Linked DNA regions of Mus musculus: region 2 is linked to region 1. The links are chromatin loops, found by intact Hi-C in ENCODE. Cell type or tissue: left cerebral cortex. All regions are shown on one strand.

Region 1 (8,000 bases):
CTAGGTGGTCCATCCTTTCGTCACAGCTCCAAATTTTGTCTCTGTAACTCCTTCCATGGGTGTTTTGTTCCCATTTCTAAGAAAGGGTAAAGAGTCCACACTTTGGTCTTCGTTCTTCTTGGATTTCATGCGTTTGGCAAGTTGTATCTTATATCTTGGGTATCCTAAGTTTCTGGGCTAATATCTACTTATCAGTGAGTACATATTGTGTGAGTTCCTAAAGTTCCCTCACTGAGGGAAGTTGGGACAGGAACACAAGAAAGCAGATACTTTGAGGTTGTAACTGAAGCAGATGCCATGGGGAAGTGCTACTTACTGGGTTGCTCCCCATAACTTGCTCATTGCTTTTTATAGAACACGGGACCACCAGCACAGGAGTTAGCACCACCCACAAAATGGCTTGGACCCACCCACATCAAACATCAATCAAGAAAATGACATCACAGGCTAATTTGGTCAGGACATTTTCTCAATTGAGGTTTCCTCTCCCCAAATATTACAAGCTTGTGTCAAGTTAACATTATAATAACCAGCACAAATATTGCATTAACTTTATTAATCTATTTCCTGTGACACTGGGTTTATGGTCCTTACCTAGTAGTGGAGCCAGCTGTGTAGATCTTGAAGTTGGTACAATTTGGGAACTCTTTTTATTTTTTAATATTTTTATTACATATTTTCCTCAATTACATTTCCAATGCTATCCCAAAAGTCCCCCATACCCTCCCCCCCACTTCCCTACCCACCCATTCCCATTTTTTTTTTTGGCCCTGGCGTCCCCCTGTACTGGGGCATATACAGTTTGTGTGTCCAATGGGCCTCTCTTTCCAGTGATGGTCAACTAGGCCATCTTTTGATACATATGCAGCTAGAGTCAAGAGATCCAGGGTAGTGGTTAGTTCATAATGTTGTTCCACCTATAGGGTTGCAGATCCCTTTAGCTCCTTGGGTACTTTGTCTAGCTCCTCCACTGGGAGCCCTGTGATCTATCCAATAGCTGACTGTGAGCATCCACTTCTGTGTTTGCTAGGCCCCGACATAGTCTCACAAGAGACAGCTACATCTGGGTCCTTTCAATAAAATCTTGCTAGTGTATGCAATGGTGTCAGCGTTTGGAAGCTGATTATGGGGTGGATCCCTGGATATGGCAGTCTCTACATGGTCCATCCTTTCGTCTCAGCTCCAAACTTTGTCTCTGTAACTCCTTCCATGGGTGTTTTGTTCCCAATTCTAAGGAGGGGCATAGTGTCCACACTTCAGTCTTCATTCTTCTTGAGTTTCTTGTGTTTAGCAAATTGTATCTTATATCTTGGATATCCTAGGTTTTGAGCTAATATCCACTTATCAGTGAGTACATATTGTGTGAGTTCCTTTGTGAATGTGTTACCTCACTCAGGATGATGCCCTCCAGGTCCATCCATTTGGCTAGGAATTTCATAAATTCATTCTTTTTAATAGCTGAGTAGTACTCCATTGTGTAGATGTACCACATTTTCTGTATCCATTCCTCTGTTGAGGGGCATCTGGGTTCTTTCCAGCTTCTGGCTATTATAAATAAGGCTGCTATGAACATAGTGGAGCATGTGTCCTTCTTACCGGTTGGGACATCTTCTGGATATATGCCCAGGAGAGGTATTGCTGGATCTTCCGGAAGTACTATGTCCAATTTTCTGAGGAACCGCCAGACTGATTTCCAGAGTGGTTGTACAAGCCTGCAATCCCACCAACAATGGAGGAGTGTTCCTCTTTCTCCACATCCACGCCAGCATCTGCTGTCACCTGAATTTTTGATCTTAGCCATTCTGACTGGTGTGAGGTGGAATCTCAGGGTTGTTTTGATTTGCATTTCCCTGATGATTAAGGATGTTGAACATTTTTTCAGGTGCTTCTCTGCCATTCGGTATTCCTCAGGTGAGAATTCTTTGTTCAGCTCTGAGCCCCATTTTTTAATGGGGTTATTTGATTTTCTGAAGTCCACCTTCTTGAGTTCTTTATATATGTTGGATATTAGTCCCCTATCTGATTTAGGATAGGTAAAGATCCTTTCCCAATCTGTTGGTGGTCTTTTTGTCTTATTGACGGTGTCTTTTGCCTTGCAGAAGCTTTGGAGTTTCATTAGGTCCCATTTGTCAATTCTCAATCTTACAGCACAAGCCATTGCTGTTCTATTCAGGAATTTTTCCCCTGTGCCCATATCTTCAAGGCTTTTCACAATTTGGGCACTCTTTATGAAAAAGAATATCAATTATCTTATCCTCGCAAATGCTATAAAACTTTACAACCAGTAGCCTGGAGAGGTAGACAACTGGCATTTAGATTTTAGCATCCACATCAAGTGGCACACAAACATGTGTAATTCCAGCTTCTGGGGCCTTATGCCCACTTCTGGCCTCTATGGTACTTGTATACATATATTCACATACACATACATAAAAAGTATGTAAAATAAAATAAATCCTTAAAACAAACAAACAATGCTCAAATTCCTTCACCTCCAGGAGACAGCAGACAACTTAATACCAATCACAGTTAAATTCACTCTGGATTTATCAAACTGTTGAAGAGTAATCATGAGATTTTTGATGCACATTCTAATATCACACAGTATGCTGATTAAGTAGGTTAGGAGGAGGTGTTGGGAGTGGAGTTTGTCCATAACGTCGTCTGTTATAAAAGTCAGGCTGAAGGAAAAGTGATTCTTGTTGAAGATACAGAGCCCCTATCACTAGCACATCTTCATAGAATTTGCCATGTTTTATGATTGATAGATATTTATTATTGGTGTCTCTATTATTTCGGTTATTTCTCTCATTTCAAAGAGGACTCATGTTTGAAATCCATGTCATAATTTGTTACATACAACTTGGATCTGGAGTAAGAAAAGATGTTTGCTTATACAGAAATCATAGATACATATTTTACTTGAAATTTACATTTTGCTACTTGTTTGAGATATCTTCAGCTGTCAACTTGGCATAAGATTAGAGTCACCCAGGAGGAGGAAACATCAACTGAAGAATTTCTCAGATCATATTGGCCTATGGCCATGTCTGCAAAGCATTTTTAATTGTTAGTTGATGTAGAAGGGTCCAGCCTAGTGTGGTTGGTGCCATCCCTAGGTAGGTAGGGCTGGTCTGTATAAGATAGGCAGATAATTAAACCAGAGGATGCAAGCCAGTAAGCAACATTCCTCCATGATGTCAGCCTTGGTTCTGGCCTCTAGGTACCTGCAGTGAACACTTGCTGTTACATCCCTTGATGATGGACTGTAAGCTACAAACCAAATAAACCCTTCTCTCCCTAGATTTCTTTTGGTCATGATACTCATTCATTCATTTAATTTTTTTCTACTTTTAATTTATTAGAGGGAGTGAATTCCATAAAGAGGCCTCTGTCTTTTCTAAACACATATAGCTGTAGATCAATGTTTACTTACTCTAAAGAATTACAACATTGTAGCTCTATTGTACTTGTACCACTGAGTAGATTTTCTGTTTTATTTTGTTGTTATTATTATGTGGTATGTGGTATGTGTTATTATTATTATTACTATTATTATTATTTTAGTGTTTTTCTTTTACTGAAAATAGATAAAGTTATATAGTTTACCCTATCTCTAGTCTTCCTAGTTCCTACTCACCTCCTCTCCCATCTGGTTACATTCCCTTTTATGTCTTTCATTAGAAAACAAGAAACTTCCAAGAGATGACAATCAAACATTACACAATAAACTACAATAAGATGAAAAAAAAAATCATAGCAACGTTGGACGTGATAACCCACAGGAGGAAGAGTCCCAAGAACAGACACAAGAGTCAGAGACCCACTTGTTCCGGTCATGGTCTTTATTACAGCAATGAAATTCCAACCAGAACACTACTTTAAGGTAATAGCCTTTGCTGCTTTCTCGTTACTTCATGTGTTCCCATGGCTTTATAACACATAAAGATAAACATGTTTGTATACTTGTTTCAACTGTGAGGAAAGCTAGATTTTGGTCCTTAGGCCTTTCCCGAGTTTGAGATATATAAACACCACTAACATACATAATAGCCACCAATGAATCTCTAAGTGTGGACATACCCATTCACAAAGCCATCTTCTCAGAAAACCCATCTTTTCCTTGACTCTGACATTTGACATTTGATCAACAACTAAGAGTCATGACTAATTTTGCCCCTGATCTATTATGTATCCCCTGTCTCCTTACCATTCTTTACTTGGATCAGACTCTTATTGTTTTGGATTGATCTCAAGCAACAGTCTATAAAAATATCTATTTCTTTAATGGCCTGTTAGAATATTTTTGCAATGGTCTAAGTTTGGTCATGTTGTTATTCCAACAGCTACTAATTTTGAAATATAAAATTCTCAAGAGCATGCCACGTTTCTGATCTGGCCTTTTACTTATCCCTCTGTTTCTTTTGTTCCAACATGGAAGAACTTCCTGTAGATGTCTGCAGTTTGAGCTTTTTTGTCTCTTTGCTTTGGACTTATGGCCTTTTCTGATTTCTTTGCCTCTCTTCTTCATACAAAATGAGCACATGTTTTTGAGCTCAGCATACGAATAGCTTTCTTCTTGTTTTTCCAATAGCTGGTCTAGGTTAAACATCCTTTTGCTGCGTTTTCTTAATACAGATATCTACTTCATGCTAGCCCATCTTCTCCATACTTGCTTTCAGATCTGCTTCTCTCAATATGCTGTTGGCTTTGTCCATCCTGTGCTGGTCCTCGACATTGGACGTCTTTACACTTGACTCATACAAAGTGTTGTAGTGGTGAGTTTGGCTACACAGCTTTGGCTCCTGGTAAATTACACCTGTGCACCTGCCCAGGAGCTATGTTTGGATCAGCAAATGAAATACACACACACACACACACACACACACACACACACACACACACACACACACACACACCACATGCACACGTTAGCTTATTTTCAAAATTCCTTGGCTACCTCAAAGGCTGGAGACTCCTAAACCTTCCCCTGCTACCTCAGGCCCAATCAGGAAAGTGTCCAATAGCCACTCACCTGAGTTCTCACATGGCTGGTTGGCTTTCTCTTCTATAGCTCCTATGTCCCATCCCCTTTCCCCAACTCATGGCAATTCTCTGTTTCCCCTCTTCTGTGTCTTAGCATACACAATTCTAAGGGCCTCACCACATTTCCCTTTCCTCAACCATTGGCTGCTGGTTTCTTTGTTAATTGATCAAGAACCGATTGGGGGCAAGGACCTTTAGCATTTGGACATGCAGATTCCCAATTGAATCAAAACACTGAAACAACTTCCAACAAAGTGTTAACATATATTTGTTGAATGCATAAAGGGAGGAAGATGAATTCTAATGTACCAGAAAGTGTGATGTAGGATCAGCTTAGCATGACTCTTGGCTGATGATATCATACAGCCTCATTTCAATACCTGAAGAACATCACTGAGAAAACTGTATGGCATTTGGAAAATGACATGGTGCTTTCAAGAACATAAACTCTAAACAAAGTGACAACGACAAAGAGCTTTGCTATCTAATTTCTCTTCTCGTTAGTGTCTCCTCCTTTCCTCTAAGGTAGCTTGGTTTTGCCTACTTATATTACATGCTTATTAATAGGCCACTCTTTGACTCTTTGGCTCCCAACACTGATATATTTGAGCATGAAAATAATATTTATATGAGCACAAATGATCTTGTTCAACAACTGAATCCTGTAGATTCAGTCTATTGTGCCAGGAGCACAGGTGTAGCAGTAGTGAAATCAGAGTTGCATTACTGTGAAATTTCCAGTCTAGTGGGAAACAGAACACAAACAAACAGATAAAAGAACTTAAAGACAGGCCATGGCAAATGCAATAAGTGAATGAAGGTCAGAGGAATAAATTGACCAGGGTGGAGCTTGGTGTTCTGCATGGGGTGGTCTCTTTCATTAGGGAACCTGCCAAGAGTCAGCATGAAGAAGAAAGAGCAACACATTTCCCCGGGAAAGAAAAGCAGTGTTCAGAGCCCTAACTGTGGTCTCAGGACACAGCTCCCTGAAGCACTGTCATTTGACCAGTATTTATAGATGGGTTTCTGGTCCCCAAGAGGCTCAACTTACAGTTTCTTTACTGTGGATTCAGAGAACTACGTTGTCTCTTTCCTAGCATCTGAAAATAATTATTTTATTTTATTTTATTGTCCAGTTTTATAGCTGCTTCATGTGAGAGGGTGTTTTTGGTATTGCATTGGCCAGATGCAGAAGACCAGTGATGCATTTTGAAACAGTTTTTGAGGTTATAACTTAGCCACCTTTGGAAGTTTTAAAATTTTATTTGTCTTATGAATTTTGCATGAGTGACAGTTTTCCATACTTTGAAAAAAATCAAGTGGACTTCCCAAACCCCAAGAAGTAAAGTTTTCATTGCGTAGAACTTGGACACCTTCCCAAGCTTTGCCATTTCAGTTTTGAAATGGCAAAAAGAAAGGTGTGATCAAAAGTCAGCAAGCAATTCCGACTCTGCAAACCCCCTGCAAATCCAATGCTCATTTCTGGAAAAGTCAGAGAGAGATTTATTTTCTGAGTTTGGAATCGTTGATGAGTTTCAAAGAGCGCTAGGCTAAATATCAGACTATCAGAATTTCCCCCTAGTCCCAATGCTATGCATGTGACTGGGGATGAGGTGACAGTTCCTTCATCTGTGAAATTATATCTGGCTTATCTACTTCATAAGATTAATGTGAGACTTATATATGGTGATATGGGTCAAAAAAGCATAGTAGAAAATAAAATACTGTGTCAATATAAGGTACATTACTCTTGATGCTAGGAGAATAATGAGATAAATTAATAACAAAAATTTAAAAATTTCAAGTGTAAATATTTGACTAAAAAGAGAATAATGCAATATAAAAAATAATTTACTTAGAGGAGACAACTTATTTATTTTTATCTGTAACAAATTAATTGAAAACCACTTATGTATTCTTAGCAGCCAATAAACTTTCCTTTAACTTAATCAAAGTGTCTAAATGTGGTAGGATAAGGTATGATATAATACTTTAATCTTGTCTTAGTTTTAATTATGGTCTTATATTCTGGAACTATTTATTAGGCTGAGAATTTCATTGAAGAACAGAATGTCTCAATTGTTATGATTTATTATAATACTTCTGATATAATCACAGATGCTATGTCTTCAACTTTTGACCTGTATTCAAAGGGATATATTGCTTTCTTATATCATCTTTTCCAAAGATCAATCATACTTTCAGAACCTTGAATGACTGAGGCTGACTTCATGTCCCCAAAAATAAAGCATTTGCCTTTCTGAGCCATACAATTATTTTAGGAGGTCATTAGGGATAGCAATTTCCCTTCTCCCTCCTAATGGGCTTATTTATCTAAAAAACTCACAGAAGCGTAAAGCAAGAGAGCCACAAGAGACCATTGCCTTGAGCAGAGCCAAGATTTATTCTGTAGACTCAGATGGATGGTAACCTACTGTAGGGAGTCCACATGTAATGCAGATGGGCAGAAATTCCATATGAAATGGTGAAATAAATTAATGCAATTCTACCCTTGCTTCCAGAAGATACCGTGTCATCTTAGGAGTCATTTAATATTTTAATATCTTTGAGTACTTTTTTTTTTTTTTTTTGGTGTAATTTATTTATTTATTTATTTATTTTTCCATTTTTTATTAGGTATTTAGCTCATTTACATTTCCAATGCTATACCAAAAGTCCCCCTTACCCACCCACCCCCACTCCCCTACCCACCCACTCCCCCCCTTTGGCCCTGGCGTTCCCCTGTACCGGGGCACACAAAGTCTGCGTGTCCAATGGGCCTCTCTTTCCAGTGATGGCCGACTAGGCCATCTTTTGATACATATGCAGCTAGAGTCAAGAGCTCAGGGGTACTGGTTAGTTCATAATGTTTTTCCACCTATAGGGTTGAAGATCCCTTTAGCTCCTTGGATACTTTCTCTAGCTCCTCCATTGGGAGCCCTGTGATCCATCCA
Region 2 (8,000 bases), 970 kb after region 1:
TGTAATAGCCAGAAGCTGGAAAGAACCCAGATGTTCCTCAAAAGAGGAATTGATACAGAAAATGTGATACATTTACACAATGGAGTACTACTCAGCTATTAAAAAGAATGCATTTATGAAATTCCTAGGCAAATGGATGGACCTTTAGTGTATCATCCTGAATGAGGTAACCCAATCACAAAAGAACTCACATGATATGTACTCACTAAATCAATGTCTTAGTCGATGCTCTATTGCCATGAAGAGGCATCATGACCAGGGCAAGTCTTTTGAAAGAAAACATTTAATTGGGGCTTGCTCACAGTTATGGTGTCTTATCACAGCAATAGACAAGTAATTAATATGCATGCCCAACTTACTAGGGCCAGTAAAATCATGGATCTTAGAAGAAAACTTATGGCCCCTGCTTTACTAAAACAGCATAGGTCCAACTGCATGCTAAATGTTTATTGCTATACCCACAAACAAGTGTAGCTCACACCCCTTATCAAAGAAGCTTCTCATTGCAGGAAACAGAAACCATTACAGGCAGCTACAACTGGCCAACGTGCAGAGAACACTGATCATCTATAACACAAGTCCTGAGCCTGAGGCTCTGGGAACAAAGGGGTGAGACTACTGTGAGAATTGAGAGCCGGAGGAATGGAAAGTCTGCAGTGAAATTATATCTCTAGAAATTACAGGGAGGCCACACCCATGATGCCTATACAATTACGGGTACCTAAATGAGACCTCCACCAAAACAATACCGATAGACATGCTAATGTGGAACAGGGAAAGCTCACAGGACCCCATGAATAAAAAGTTTATGTTTATATGCTATGAAAAAACACTGTGGCCAAGGCAACTCTTCTAAAATAAAGCTTTTAATGGGTGGCTTGCTTATAGTCTTAGAGGGTTGGCCATGGTCATCATGGTGGGAAGGGCAGCAGATAGGCAGGGTAATGGAGCGGTAGCTGAGAGTTTCACATACTGGTCTACAGGACTGCAGGCAAAGAGAGAGAATGAGCAAATGAGACAGGTGTGGCTTTTTTGAAATCTCAAAGCCCACTCACTCAGTGGCTAAGGAGAAGGCTAATGTGGTTAAGAACACTGGCTGCTCTTCCAGGAGACTCGGGTTTGATTCACCCAGGTTTAATGACCCAGCATGGACATTATCGCTCACAGCCATCTATATATACTCCAGTTCCAAGAGATCCATCTGATGTACTCTTCTGGCCTCTGTGGATACACATTCACTTACACCCCCCCACACACACACACATAAAATAATCAAACAAATAAATGATTTTGAAAAAAAAAGCACTCATAGTGACACATATCCTCCAACAAGATCATACTTACTTCAACAAGGCCACACCTCCTAACCCTTCCCTAAACAGTCCACCAAGAAGGAACTAGACATTTAAATATATGAGCCTATGTGAGCTACCCTCATTCAAACCACCACAATATATATGTATGCATGCATGTATGTATGTATGTTTGTATATCCGTGTATGTATATATATATATATATATATATATATATATATATATATATATGCATGTATGTGTCAATAGCAATTGAGAAAAAGAGGCCATGAACTTGAGAGGGAACCAACTGGGGACATGAAAGGGACCGTGAGAAAAAAGGATTAAATGATATATTTTAATTTAAAGTAAATAAGATGTCACATTGTTTATTCTCTTGTGTTTATATCTAGTGTCCATTCAGAATTGTCTTTTACACCGTGTCAGGTAGGAGCCCAAAAGAACGTTTGATCAGCACATGCCTTCCGTACACTCCCGCACTGGAGTCTTGCCTTTGGCAGAACTGTGTGGATCTGGGTCCACCATAGCCCTGCTCTGCCATGTCTCAGCTTGCGTGTACACCACAGCTCTGAGCATGGTACAGGGGAGGTGCTCCAGTTCTGTTTGTATTCTTTAAGATGATTTCACTTTTTTTAAATGCAAATTTAAGAATAAACGGTATTCTTTAGAAAATGATTTTAAGCGTATGGAAAAGTTGCACAGAAATTTCAGTTTCCCCAAGGATGACACCTGACACTGTGTTTACACAGCTGTCAAAGGTGTCACAAGAAACCAGCACTGATGTGTCATTGTTCACTAAACTCCAGAACTCCATGTGTACTCAACCAGTTTGGTTTCTGAGTGGGCAACTTTTTCCATATATATATTGCTGTTCCTGGGTTCTCAGAAACGTTTACATCTTGGGCTGAGGATAAAGCCAAGCTAGCTGTACAAAGTTCAGAAAACAAGTGTCCACACCTCCAGTTGGTCACACTGCTCAAAGCCAATGTTGAGACTATGTTAAATGGATGCTGGAAAAGTTGTCTCAGTGAAAAGAGAGATAGTAAGAAATCCAGATTCTAGCCTGGCGTGGTGGCACACGCCTTTAATCCCAGCACTTGGGAGGCAGAGGCAGGAGGATTTCTGAGTTTGAGGCCAGCCTGGTCTACAAAGTGAGTTCCAGGACAGCCAGGGCTATACAGAGAAACCCTGTCTTGAAAAACCAAAACAAATAAAAAATAAAAAATTAATTAATTAATTAAAATAAAATAAAATAAAATAAAGAAATCCAGATTCTGGGGCTAGAGGTAGAGGGATGGCTCGGTAGGCATGGGGTAACTGTTGCGCTCTCTGAGGTCCTAAGTTGCTGGGATCATAGCACCTGCTTCCAGCTACTCCCCACTGCCCACAGTTCCACAACTCTAGCTCTAGGATTGGACACAAGCCCAGGTGTGGGATTCACCTCTGAAATGAGTTCTTCTATTTTCCCCAGATATTCTTGGAGATTTTCTGTGTATAAAGTCACACTTTGGAATAATTTAAAACTTTGTGTAGTTCTTTCTAATATTTAGAATAAATAAGGAATATAGAAGAGAATCCAATATTCATTCAAAATAACCTGTCTTTTGATCATTTTGGTATCATCCTGTGGCCAACAAGCAAAACACTTCCCAAGCTTCCCACACTGGGATTCAGGCATCCCATCCACCCTTATGTTCAAGCTGCCTGCACCACTGTAGAATCTTCATAGCAGACTTTGAATTAGAAGGTCTTTAATTCAGCAGATTAGATGGAAATGAAAAATATCAATAACCCAAGAAATAAGTATGAGCAAACACCAAGCCCTTGCCCACCAAGGCCAGGAAAGAAAGCAGGAGCATGGGTGGAGAACTTCAAGGGTCTATGAAACTCATATTGCCTGCCTTTATCTGTGCTGTGCCTTCTCGAGGGAACACATCTCCTGCACCGAGGCTGGGTTCTTAGCAAGTAGAGAGCTCTGTATAGTAAGAAACAAGGTAATATGGCAACATGTCTTCCTGTCTTAGTCAGGATTTTGTTTCCTGCCCAAAACGTCATGACTAAGAAGCAAGTTGGGGAGGAAAGGGTTTATTCAGCTTACATTTCCACACTGCTGTTCATCACCAAAAGAAGTCAGGACCGGAACTCACACAGGGCAGGAGCTTGGAGGCAGGAACTGATGCAGAGGCCATGGAAGGATGCTGCTTACTGGCTTGCTTGCCCTGCCTTGCTCAGCTTGCTTTCTTATAGAACCCAAGACTACCAGCCCAGGGATGGCACCACCCACAATGGGCCCTCCCACCCTTGATCACTAATTGAGAAAATGCCTTACAGCTGGATCTCATGGAGGCATTTCCTCCAAGGGAGGCTCCTTTCTCTGTGGTAACTCCAGCTTGTGTCGAGTTAACACACAAAACCAGCCAGTATACTTCCTGAACAAAGAAAAGTTTTAGTCTTTGGAGAAAAAAAATATATATGCCATTTTTATTGCAGTGTGTCATTCTGTTTCCCTTTAGGAGAACAAAGCTGGTCTTCAGCAAAAACTCAACGTTGTAAATAATTCGATTTCTATGTATTTCAGTGATCACGCAGAACAAATAGGAAGAATAGAGAGAATGTTTCTGTATTTCCTCTCTAGAGCACACCAGAATTTCATAGAGCTACCCCCGAGTATGTGAGGACACTTGTGGCTTGGTTTTGCTCTTTGTGGCACTGTATTTGTGCCTCTACTATGCACAGGGAAGGTTCCCATTAACAGATTGGTATGCACAGTGACTGGGGAATAGACAGAGGGTCAGAAACACCAGAAGAGAGATAGAGAACTAGAAGGGGTGATCATGGTTTTAGGGCTGAGATCCACCCAAAGCAATCTCTGGGCAAAGAGGAGTCTAAGCCTACAGTTTATTTGGGAGATGATTATAGGATCTATGGATAAATTAGGAAATGGGACAGAGGGGAGCTAAGGTGGCAAGGTGAATGGAACCATGTGACCACAATGGACAAATGGTGTTCAGTCTTTCTGGGGACCCTCTGAGCAACTGTGCACAGTGTAGGCACAAAGGGCCATTGAAATGTAAATGAATTGAAATAAATAGAAACCTCAGCTTCTCACCTATGCCAGTCACACTTCAAGTGTTATTATTGATTGTATGATTGCCCTACCCTGAAAGGGTGATAGAATGTTTCCAGGATTCAAGAACATTCTATCAGATAATACCAGTGTAGTTCTTGCTGTGGGGCTGTACCATCTGAGGGACAAAGAAGTTGAAGCAATTATCCATCGACTCCAGTTCTTTACTGAAAAAAAAAAACATCATCCAAAACTATTTCCCGTTTTGGCTTGCTCCTCTTGCTGCCAAACGTTCCTACAGGCAGAGAAAATGCACAGAGTGGGATGGTTGTAGCACATGACTCTGAAGCGTCTCCCAGAACAGTGGGGGGTGGGGGGGGAGGTATCGAGCTACAGTGGCAAGCAAACTGGAAACCAGGAAAGAAAGACAAATTTGGAAAGATATCCCATTAATTGATATGAAGGGTGTGAAGAGAGCAGAAAAATGAGCAACCCTCTTAGCAACAGTCACATGCCTGGCACTATCTTATCAAAACAAGGCGCTATCTCAACATCAAAGAAAGATATTTGGCAAATATCTCCAGTATATATATTTGTCCTACTGGGAAAGCTGACCCTGCACCCACAGATCTTACCCTGCTTCTCTCTCAAATGGAAAGTTAGAGCAAGCCCCGAGCCATGGCTTATTATTTTTAAGAGCATTAAAACTTAGATGTGAGTATTGGGACAGTGCCCTTTGCTGAACGGAAAAGGCAACAGAATGATCAGAATGCCAGCGATAGTTCACAAAAATGAAGGGCCATCTTCCCTGCTCTTCCTGCCTCCCAGGCCCATCTTGAAGCCAAAGAAAAGATTAGATGCCTGCCGAGCCTCCTGCTAGTCTTCTTGATAAGTAAAATCAGCATAGCAGGAAGCAGTCTCCCCTTTCATAATCACAGTTAGGCATTGGCTAGCGCTACCATTTGAATGCACCACACAGACTTCAAGTGGAAAACTCACTGAGTTCAGGAATGTTCCGCTATTCAGAAAGAGTTAACAGCGTTACCAGGAGACTGAATTTGTTATCGACACAATGAGTTCTCACAGAAGGAAGTGTTCACCCTCCCGTCCTGCTCTCCTTCCCTGGCCAATGTTCCTGTTCTTCTGTGAATGACACAGCAAGAAGGCCATTGCCAAATCAAAGTCACTTGACCTTGTCTTAGTTAGGTTTCCTACTGCTGGGATAAAACGCTGTGAGAAAGAGTTTATTTCAGCTTATGGTTCCATATAGTCCATCACAGGGGAAAGTCAGGGCAGGAACTCAAACAGAGCAAAACCCAGGACACAGGAGCTGATGCAGAGGCCTTGGAGGGACGGATGCTGCTTACTGGCTTGATCCCCATGGTTTGCTCAGCATGCTTTCTTATAGAAAATGGATTGGATCCTCCTATGTGAGTCTCTAAGAAAATCCCTTCCAAGCTTACCGACAGCTGGATCTTAGGGAGACATTTTCCCTTCTCTCAGATGACCCTCTGTCAAGTTGACATAAGCTAACCAGCACAACCTCAGATTTCTCCACCTCTAAAACTGTAAGAAATACACTTATGTTTTCTATAAATCATCATCTCAGATATTACTATAGCAGCAATGAATTTAGACACAGACACTGGGGTCTGCAATGCCCTGAAGAAAGAAATAACGAAAGCTAGGCAGTTGGTGGCTCACACATTTAATCCCAGCACTTGGGAGGCAGAGGCAGGCGGATTTCTGAGTTTGAGGCCAGCCAGGTCTACAGAGTGAGTTCCAGGACAATACAGAGAAACCCTTTCTTGAAAAGAAGAAGAAGAAGAATTAGGAGGAGGAGGAGGAGGAGGAGGAGGAGGAGGAGGAGGAGGAGGAGGAGGAGGAAATAACAAATGGAATGCTTTCTTAGTTGTATATAAATCTCTCAGAAGTTTTCCTGAGACCTATATTAAGGAGGAAAGTGGAACCACTCTCCACTTTGAGTAAGAAGGGGGTTGTGGTGTGAGTAGTGAATTATAAGGAGCAAATATTAAAAAAAAAAAAAAAAAAAAAGGAAGGAAGGAAGAAAGGAAGGAAGGAAGGATAGAAGGAAGAAGAAGAAAGAAAGAAAGAAAGAAAGAAAGAAAGAAAGAAAGAAAGAAAGAAAGAAAGAAAGAAAGAAAGGAAGGAAGGAAGGAAGGATAGAAGGAAGAAGAAGAAAGAAAGAAAGAAAGAAAGAAAGAAAGAAAGAAAGAAAGAAAGAAAGAAAGAAAGAAAGAAAGAAAGGAAGGAAGGAAGGAAGGAAGGTAGGTAGGTTCCCTGGTAGGCACCACCTTAGGTGGATAAAGCAAGGCTTCCTGCTTAATAATGAGCTTCATGAATCATTGCCAACCACCCTACAGGATGCAATAAGAATATTTCACCTTTATAAAAGGAATTATAAATTCTAGCTAGCCTATATAAAAGACACACACTCCTGGTATTTTATTTACAAGCTGTAAGCCTAGTTTGGGCAGGTTTTGAGCTATTCTAATTTACATTCCAGCCCTGTGGCCCTTCTTACTTGCTGTTTCTCCTGGTCGTGTGCTCAAGGTCCATCTCCTCTCGTGGCAGCCTTCTCCTCCCTCTTGTGTTCTTACTTCTTCTCCCTTTTCTCTCTGCCTGCAACTCCATCACTCAGTCCCTCAAGTCCCACCTTCTCCCTGTCCTGCCTAATCACAGACTCTAGCCTTTTAAAGCCTTTGACCAGTTAAAATGGAGAGCAAGGTTTACATAGCATCATTTGGTGTATATAAGGATCTTCTTATAGCAGGCAACCAGCTCTTGGGAGCCAGTGTTTATCATTTAAATGCAAGCAGCACCAGACCAACCTCCCACACACCACAATTCGCAGCTGTTGTTTAACCATGATGAGAGCAGGTATTTCTGATATGGAAGGCATTCCACAAAGGTGGGGAAAACAAGAAAACATCTTGAAACTGCTTTTCAAGGAAGAGGGGCTGGGGATGATAGCACTGAAGTACAATGGAGGCAGGGATAGCACAGAAGTGCAGTGGGGGAGGGGACAGCACTCAAGGGCAATGAGATCTGCTTGGTGGAATCTTGGAAGAGAGGCATTTGTGCAAAACTATCAATATCCAAAGAAATGCAGTTTCAACACAGTGACGAAGCCACGCCATTGTGAAATTGTGTTCTAGTAGCTGTGCTGTGCCTTGGTTATCTCAAAATGTCACCAGTGAAAGAAAAGGGTGAAGGAAGTGTGAGAGATCTCTGCCTTGTTATTTATCTACACGTATGCTAAAATAAGATTTGATTATAAAAGGCCAGCTGCCTAATTCTGCTCTAGGCTAGTCTTCAATGTGAGAGTATGAGAGAGACAACATGGAGGAAACCATGCTATCTGGGTGTCCGTTCACTCTTCATTGAGATAGATGAGTGTGCCCCACCCGGAGCCATACAGCCCAGGAGAAGTCACTGGAGCTGCTTCAGCATCTCCGGCTACTAAAGCCTCCGAGGTAATGGATTAGTTTTTAGCCAGAAGTTAACATATTGAAGCAACTTTAACTTGACAAATGGCAACATAAATAGCTGCGCCCAGATGAGTGATGGGGAAATTAACTGTGCACTCTGTGCCTGA

Evidence for each region. A loop is a pair of places that touch in the nucleus more often than their neighbours do. Peaks named below come from ENCODE experiments on the same cell type or tissue, not always from the same donor. Only the 100,000 strongest peaks of a DNase experiment are listed, where the experiment ranks them.
Region 2: it touches region 1 in a loop (11-fold over the local background); 9 of 42 quality-filtered maps call a loop at or near these places.

Annotation. Positions count from the first base shown.
Region 1 is chr15:26,234,360-26,242,359 of GRCm38, forward strand. No RefSeq gene overlaps it. Among named protein-coding and RNA genes, the nearest start is that of Gm52201, 50 kb to the right of the region's middle. In left cerebral cortex, no CTCF peak of the experiment used is centred here; no DNase peak of the experiment used is centred here.
Region 2 is chr15:27,199,635-27,207,634 of GRCm38, forward strand. No RefSeq gene overlaps it. Among named protein-coding and RNA genes, the nearest start is that of Gm23903, 140 kb to the left of the region's middle. In left cerebral cortex, no CTCF peak of the experiment used is centred here; DNase peaks (open chromatin) are centred at 4,729 and 7,252.